Regions from separate parts of the Homo sapiens genome. Here region 2 is linked to region 1. Evidence: read pairs that join two places in POLR2A ChIA-PET (ENCODE). Cell type or tissue: Panc1. All regions are shown on one strand. Each heading gives the region's core, and the rest is flanking DNA. Links, peaks and the distances in the headings are about the cores only. Region 1 overlaps GNAI3 (G protein subunit alpha i3). Region 2 overlaps SYPL2 (synaptophysin like 2).

What was found. ChIA-PET counts read pairs that join two places held together with the same protein. Peaks named below come from ENCODE experiments on the same cell type or tissue, not always from the same donor. Only the 100,000 strongest peaks of a DNase experiment are listed, where the experiment ranks them.
Region 2: POLR2A ChIA-PET joins it to region 1 with 8 read pairs; 3 of 35 experiments call an interaction of 5 or more read pairs at or near these places.

What each region holds. Positions count from the first base shown.
Region 1 is chr1:109,561,618-109,566,013 of GRCh38, reverse strand. All of the region lies in intron 1 of GNAI3 (G protein subunit alpha i3), which reads right to left. Among named protein-coding and RNA genes, the nearest start is that of GNAI3, 15 kb to the right of the region's middle. RefSeq lists an enhancer at 1,238-1,847. In Panc1, for the core only: no CTCF peak of the experiment used is centred there; a DNase peak (open chromatin) is centred at 2,553.
Region 2 is chr1:109,472,612-109,477,007 of GRCh38, reverse strand. SYPL2 (synaptophysin like 2) reads right to left here. Exons shown (of 6, transcript NM_001040709.2): 3 at 1,303-1,427; 4 at 31-232. Among named protein-coding and RNA genes, the nearest start is that of SYPL2, 8.3 kb to the right of the region's middle. In Panc1, for the core only: no CTCF peak of the experiment used is centred there; no DNase peak of the experiment used is centred there.

The DNA of each region.
Region 1 (4,396 bases), core at 241-4,240:
TACTGTAAAAAAATTATTTGACTATATTCCTAGCTCCTAATCTCCTTGCTTCTCATAAGCTGCTAACTGGTTTTCTTGATTTTGATTAAAATAGTAATGAAACCCTTTCTGCCACAACCTGAAAACCCTTCCATATCTATGTAATTCTCCCTCAGGGGCACCCTGACCAGGCTCAACCTGGCTTTACAGGGTAATGTCATACACTGTTACATTAGTACTTGGTCAAATTATTGTAATTATTCGGGTTTGTGCCTGTTTAGGACTCCACTAGCCCTAAGCTCAAAGCCCAATCCTTGAAAGCACAAAATTGCTATTTCTTTTTGTGCACCCCCCGCCAATCTAGAGCAAAATCTAGGACAGATTAGGCACTTAATGACTATCTGTGAAATGAATGGCTTGAGTTTCTATAATATTCAGTGGTTGCTTAATAACATTAATCACAATGCCAGATGCAATGGATGGAATCTTCAACGTAGGTAGTTAACAGAAACGGAAGATTTCCATTCCTATGCTATCTTTATTCAGCCTCACACCCACTCTTGGCCCTTCAACTCTCATCCCATGACTATACTGACAATAAATTTGGACTCACTCACTAGCCTCACTCCCTTCTAACCTTACTCTCAAACCCTTGTCCTATCTCCCCTGCACTCATCATCTCATTCTATCCCTAACACCTAGAAGGGTATATAAAACATAGTGAGCACTCATTTATTATTTGTTCAGTGAGATTATGAATGAATTATCTTTTTTTTTTTTTTTTGAGACGGAGTCTCACTCTGTCACCCAGTGGCACAATCTCAGCTCACTGCAACTTCTGCTGCCCGGGTTCAAGTGATTCTCTGTCTCAGCCTCCCAAGTAGCTGGGATTACAGGTGCCTGCCACCACGCCAGGTCGATTTTTTTTGTAGTTTTAGTAGAGACGGGGTTTCACCATCTTGGCCAGGCTGGTCTTGAACTCTTGACCTCATGATCCACCAGCCTCGGCCTCCCAAAGTGCTAGGATTACAAGCGTGAGCCACCGCGCCTGGCTATGAATGAATATCTTAAGGATAAAAGAAGGCAGTGAGTTGTAACTGGAAGAGAGCTAATGGTTTTTCTTTGAAAAAGATTCTTCTAGGAAGCAATCACATACCGATTACCAAAAAGGCTTAAAGGGCACATAAGAAAATTCTGATAAAACTTAATTGACATATTAGAATTTCAGAACATCTGCCTGCCCATAATCTCTTCTATAAAAATCCCTACTTCGCTACCTCAGTGGGAAATGGCCCACACGATCTAGGCCACAACCTTTCCTGTGACCGAATCGAGGGTAAATACCTAACACAGGAGTCACCTAGTCACAGGCTGTTGGTGGCCTATGTGACCTAGCTCTAAAAGATGAGCAGGACCAACTGGATTATCTGAGGAATCTGCACTAGGAGATACATGTGGAAAAAAACCTAGGCTACCATTATAGAGCTTCATGCACAACAAGGTCACAAAGGAAAAGATTCAGAGGAAGGTTGGTCTGGAGAGAAGAGAACAGAAAAATATGCAGTGACTTAAAGGAGAGAGCTCACAAAAAAAGAGACATCAAGTAAGTGAGAAAACAGAATGAATGGGGGAAGGGCACCTTTGTTTTACAACAAAGGTTGTTGACCCAGTTTAAAAAACAAAAAAAAACAAACGGATGGGACCAAGGAAACAGAGAAAGAGACGGGAACAAGCAAAGGTAAGAAAGCAAAAAAAATAAATAAATAAAATAAAGGCAGAAATAGTGAAGCCAGCAAGAGGCAGAAACAGACAAAAAAGAGAAAACAGTCTGGCCAGTCTCAGAGCTGCATCAGTTCTTGCGGCCTGATTCTCCAGCTCTTCCTGTATTCCCACAAACACCTTTCTATATTCTAACAATAACCTATCAACCCACCAACTTTTGGTCCTAGTTTGAATGAGTTTTCTTTTCCTTGCCACCAAAAAAAAAAAAAAACACACAAAAACTGAATGGAATAGGCTTTAAGGACATGAGAATTACCTTTTTTGCCTTTAAAACTTTAGGTTGTTTTTTATTAAATAAATATTGGATACATAAAAGGGAATACTTATAGCATATGTGTAACAAAAAATCTGTGTACCTATTGTCCAGCATAAAAATTAAACATTACCATTTATCTTTGAAGCAACCTGTGTGTCCCTCCCAATATCAGTTACTGTTTCATTAAACATTTCCAGAGGGTAAAACATGTAATGACAGAGGGGGAGATGTTTTTTAAAAGCCCTAACAACTAAAATATGTCCATAACTTACATGGCACTATATGGTTTGTTCTGAGTTTCATATCCTTCACCAATTACATACATGGACAATAATCCTATCATTTTACAAGCATCATAAACCATAAAGCAGAAAGTTAACAAGCATTTTACATTCATAAATCATCTAAGGAAGGGTTGGCTTGAGTTTTTTTTAAAAAAAAGGCAGCTCACTCAGCTAAGCAGCTCTCCTCAAAATGTTATCATTTAAAGGGGGAGAAGTACGTAGAGTTCCTTCCTTGCCTTTGATTGCTTAAGGGAGCAGTCATTTGTGAGCAAGGACAGGGATCATCCTCTGGCTGCCTCAACGTTTTTTGTTTGTTTGTTTGTCTTCTGAGACAGTGTCTTGCTCTGTCACCCAGGCTGGAGTGCAGTGGCATGATCTCAGCTCACTGCAACCTCTGCCCCGCCCCAGGGCTCAAGCGATCCTTCCCCCTCAGCCTCTGGAGTAACTGGGACCACAGGTGCACATCACCACACCGGCTAATTTTTATATTTTTAGTAGAGACGGAGTTTCACCACGTTGCCCAGGCTAGTCTCGAACTCCTGAGCTCAAGTGATCCCAAGGTGCTGAGATTACAGGCATGAGCCACTGTGCCCAGTCTCAGTGTTCTAATTTTGGACTTTGGTAAGTTTCCTTCTCCTTATTTGAAAGCAGGGCAGCAAAAAGCCATTTTGATGCTAACATTAAATTACGTAGTATTTATATATGACATGACTGAAAACTATATTTATTTAGAGTAAAAGGGAACAGAACTGACACAAGCAACTGTAACCCACAAATAATCCAAATATTTCATTTTAACCCATAAAAATAATGATTCATTATACTGCAGATGTCCTCCAAAGTTAATTGCAATGCTAAATCATTTATCAAAGCACCTATATCCCAAAATTGTAAAATTTTGGGATTTAAAATGTTGAAATCATATTCCTCCCTACCTAGGGCCCTCTAACATCGATAGCAGCATAGGGCACGTTTCTACAGGTGTATTTAATCCAATGTAAATCAAACTACACTTTTAAAATTCACCAACAGCAAACACTACAAACTGAGTTGCCAGATAAGGATGCCTACAATTTCAATTTCCTTTACTATAATAAATGCTCACCAAAGCTGTTCAGCCAAAACCCAAAACAGTATGGATTTCACATATGTATTTACTTCTACTTAACCTTTTGTTACAGCATGAATTAGTGGTGGAATGGCAAAAAAAACAAAAAGGCAGGTAATAAGAAGGAGAACAATGCAGTCTCTGGATGAGTTCCCCTAAATTTTATACACACACACATACCTTGGTATCCGCAGGGGACTGGTTCCAGGACCCCCCCTAGGATACCAAAATCCACCAATGCTCAAGTCCCTTACATAAAATGGTGTAGTATTTTCATATAACCTACACACATTCTGCTGTACAGTTTAAATCCTCTCTAGATTACTTATAATACCTAATAAAATGTAAATGCTATGTAAATAGTTATACTTTTTTTGTATTATTTTTGTCATTTAATTTTTCCCAGTATTTTTGATCTGCCATTGGTTAAATCCAGATGCAGAACCTACTCCATACGTGTGCATACATATCTTGTGTATGTATATATACACACATATATTCATATATACACATACATACATAATACAGCTTAAAATACAGCTACCAAAAAACTTCACATAAACACTCTCCAAATCCTCTGCATACCTTTTCAGGCTCACCTTCTACACTCTTCCTGTACCAACCCTTCATTTCAATCAAATCTATTTGCTCACTCATGTTCTGAGTCTTTGTGCTTACTATTCCCTTTGTCTGGATATGCTTCTCTCCAGCCTCTGCCTTAAGAGTTCCTATCTAACTTTCATCCCAGCTTCTCGCTTAGTAAAATATTCTAAAAGGAAGAAACTTAAAAAAAAAAGTTGCTATTTAATTTTCAAAGCCCATTTCAAATGTCACCTCCTCTGGGAGGGCTTCCCTAACGTATATGTCTCTCTCTCTCTTCCTCCTTACAAAATTGGCTATTCCTTCTGTAATCACATTTTATTACCATAGTTTACTTGCATATCTTCCCTACTTGAACTGCTTAAGAATTCTGTATATTTCTCATTT
Region 2 (4,396 bases), core at 1-4,000, 89 kb after region 1:
CCCCATTCCTTCTGGCCTGTGCTGACTCACCACCAGCGGGAAGCGTTTGTTCTCTGTGTAGAGGTTGTGGAAGCGCAGGTAGATAACTAGGGCAGCCATGGTATAGAAGAAGGAAAAGATGCCAAGGGTCACGAAGAACTCGGCGGGTGCAGAGAAGTCCCCCATGAGGTGCATGGTCTTGGAGCTGGACTCTTCATCGCAGAGGGGCATCTCATATTGGATCCGGTGCAACCTGCAGGTGGCAGGGGAGGCCATCCTGAGCTCAGGCAATCCTCTCTCTCCCTGGCCCAGAAGTAGTCCTGTGCTAGTTCTCAGCAGGGGACTCTTACAGAGCCAAGAAAGGGGTCATGTAAGGAGGCAAGTTTCTGGAAGGAACCTTGCAGTTAAGATGGGAACTCCCCCGAAATTTCCAGTAAAACTCTACCTTCCCCTCAGCTGCTCCCCAACCCACCCCACTCATCTACCCTGCCCAGACATGGTGACCATGTATTCCCAAGTGTCTCCAGGGCCCTTTAGGTCACAACTGCAATATATGTAGTTCTTCTCTTTCTGGTAGCCAAACCACTAGGCAGATCAGCTTCATTCTGCCTCTGGAAAGTGCAGGCCCAGAGTGGCCAAGATAAGGTTGGAATCACCCATTCTCAGGCTTTATTGGGCTTTCCAATGAGACAGTGGACAAATTAAAGAGAAAAACACAGCCTATTATATATGAGACAGTTAATATAACTTGGGTGCTGATACTAGAAATTTCTGAAAAGGTGAGCCTCATCCCCATTTTCCCCTGAACACCTGGGCTCCCTACTTCCTAAGCTCTCAAATACCCAGAAAAGAGATCACTTCTACCTCCCTGTCAAGGTGTGCCCACTTGTATCCTGGTCGTACTGGCTGAGGATCCCACATCAACTCTTTAGGATGTAAGTACTAATAAGCTTCCCTACCTTCAAGGCAGAGAGGAGGCTACTGAGGGTCAGAGAGACCTGTCCAGCTTGTCCAGGTTCCTGTAAGCCTCCATCCCAAACTGCATTGGCTCTTTCTGTATGAGCTGGTGTGACCTGCCATGGGTTGTCCATGGACTGGAACATTATTATAACAGTGATCAATCTGTATTTCCCTTACGTTTTGCTCTGGTCAATGTGTCTGAAATTGCTAAAAAGCAGAAAGGATCTAAGTTTTGTCATTCTATTTGAATCTGGAGTGGCACGCAATGAATGGTTTTTAGGTTTCTGGAGGAGGAAGAGACCAAGCAGGTCCTGCCAGTCAAGTGAGAGATGATGTGCTGGGTTGGAACCAATTCTTGCTCACCTGAAGGGATAGCCAAATGCAACGATGATGGAGCTCACGTCCTTGGCTTCGTTGTTGCAGCGAACCATTGCTCCTGTCTCCCCGCTGTAGGAGCCACAGGACCCGAAGGCGAAAATAGCAAAGAGCTGAGAGAGAGTGAAGCCTCTTTGAGAGTCAGAAGGCCTCAACTGGCCAAAGTCGAGAACTAACCGTGACTCCCCGCAGGTGCAGACATTAAGTGCGGGAGTGGGGGAGAGTGAGGATCCCCTTTAATCAAGTTCTTCCTAGGTAGAAACCCATGGCTTCCATTTATCTTCCAGCCTCAGGCTGCTGGACCAAATAGCCAAATGAATACAAGGTTGACTGAGTGGTGTCTGCAAGGGAGATGAAGAGGCAGGAAATGGACAGTTGCCAGATCTCTCCATTGGGCATGACTTGGGGACCACAGGTAGCCTCCTTAAGATGACTAACACAAAACCTCTGCAATTCAGGCTTTAGGAAACTTCTAGCTTACAGATAGACTTGAATTTCCTTCCCAAGGGAGAGACACACTCAAAAAGATTCCCCTGCATCAACCTAGATCAGACATGCCTAGAACGCTTTTCATTTCTCCTTTGAACTAGTCATCTAATCTTGTTTCCTAGTTGCTAACTTCCAGTGGCTTCCTGCCTTGGTGGAGGTATAGCTGGAGGGGCCAGCTTCTACCAAGCCACCCCAGATGGGCCATACTACTGTCCCATAGTACTGACAGCCTAATTCCTCTTCCCCAAAAGGCACATGGCCTTCTAGCAATAGTGCTGGCTGGGCCAATGTGACAATCTTGGCTCAAGCCCAGAGAAAAGTACCCTCCACTTGCCTTATCAGTCTCCACTGTTTCCCCACTGGTATTTCCCTTTGTCATCTGTTGATGCTGCCATTTCTCAGTGTTAAGATCCAGAGGTGTCTCAGGTCACTCGAATTGTTTTCTTCTCCACCTTTCCTCACATTTTACTACACCTTCTCTCTCAAGTGAAATAAAATTTCCTCATCCTATGATTTTCAGATTTCTTTCTGGGAAACACACTTTGGTTAGAAAAGGAGGTGAGAGGCCAGGTGCGGTGGCTCACACCTGTAATCCCAGCACTTTGGGAGGCTGAGGCGGGTGGATCATTTGAGGTCAGGAGTTTGAGACCAACCTGGCCAACATGGTGAAACCCCATATCTACTAAAAATACAAAAATCAGCCTGGCGGTAGAGTGTCGCATGCCTGTAATCTCAGCTACTTGGGAGGCTGAGGCAGGAGAATCACTTGAACCCGGGAGGCGGAGGTTGCAGTGAGCCGAGATCGTGCCACTGCACTCCAGCCTGGCAACAGAATGAGACCTTGTCCCTCTCCCGCCCACCGCCAAAAAAAAAAAAAAAAAGAAAAGAAAAGAAAAGAAAAAAGAAAAGGAGGTGAGAAATTGAAATGTCTTATCCTCCACATCATCTGCTCAGATTGGATTTCCTGTGCACTTACCTTTGACTTGTACACAATGTCATGTTCTTATTAAGCAATGAGCTTATTCTCTTAATTGTTCACTCTCTGTATCTTTCTTCGAGACTCAGTGTCTTGGACATTAAGCACTTGGAAGACAGCTGATCTGTATGTCAGCCCTGCATCCAGAGTCTAGAATAGAAGCTATATGCACTTTATTTTGCCAATGCTTGTTAGCATTATGGAGTGAAAGGAGACCTGAACTAGGAGTATGGAAACCTAGGTTCCAGACCTGGTCCTGTCACTAATTAGCCAGGTGAGCTCTGATAAGTCACTCTGCTCTCTGAGTCTGTTTCCTCATCTTTTTTTTTTTTTTTAGATGGAGTCTTGCTCTGTCGCCCAGGCTGGAGTGTAGTGGCGCAATCTTGGCTCACTGCAAGCTGCACCTCCTGCGTTCACACCATTCTCCTGCCTCAGCCTGTTGAGTAGCTGGGACTATAGGCGCCCACCACCATGCCCAGCTAATTTTTTGTATTTTTTTTAGTAGAGACGGGTTTTCACCGTGTTAGCCAGGATGGTCTCGGTCTCCTGACCTTGTGATCCGCCCGCCTCAACCTCCCAAAGTGCTGGGATTATAGGCATGAGCCCAGCCTGTTTCCTCATCTTAAATGGAGGGGTTTGGAGTAGATAATCTAGAGGCCCTTTCCAGCCCTGGAACTCTCTCACTCTCTGAGAGTAACACTGTCAGTGTACTCTTGACTGGGCTTGCCAACAGCTGTGCTTTGCCCCTGCGAGGTGTCCAGTGCCACTGCCCCCGGCTTGCAGCGCCTGGCCTTGCAGATCTCCATGCTGGAGCCATTGGCCTCTCTCCAAATAATGGGCACCTCTCTGTTTTCAGGAGGTTTATTCCAGACAAATGAGAATTGTCTCCATGTTTAAAGATATCTGGGAAAGAAGACAGTAAAACCTCCCTCCAATGCCTAAATACCCTCCTCTCCTGAATTAAATGATGAAGACTGCAGTAGAGCCCTGTCTGCCCGCCTTCTTCACAGAGGTAGAGAAGAGTCACTCGAAGCCTCTGCATCATTACCCTTTACTTACTCAAAGTGGCCTCACCATTGTAATAGTGGAACTTCTCTAACTCTTCCTCATAGGAATTCGCTAATCTTTTGTCAGTTCTGTGGCCATCTGATTCCTCTTAGAAGTTTCTTTATTCCTCTTAGCTTCTGGTGCCCAGAACTGGATGTGATTAGGGTGTCACATTCTGGGAAGGGCAGCACAGTTGGAAATATTTTTACCCGTTGGCAGTTAGTCAGTGAATGGCTCCTTATAGGTTCCTTAAGAAAGCAGGGGCCGGGCATGGTGGCTCACAGCTGTAATCCCAGCAGTTTGGGAGGCCAAGCAGGAGAATGGCTTGAGCCCAGGAATTTGAGACTAGCAACATATAGGCAACATAGCAAGACCCTCCCCTACAGAAACTACAAACAAAAAATTAGCTGGGCATGGTGGTGCCTGCTAATAGTCCCAGTTACTCAGGAGGCTGATGGGGAGGAATCACTTGAGCCCAGGAGTTCAAGGCTGCAGTGAGCTATGATCATGCCACTGCACTCCAGGCTGGGCAACAGAACAAGACCCCCATCTCAAAAAAAAAAAAAAAAA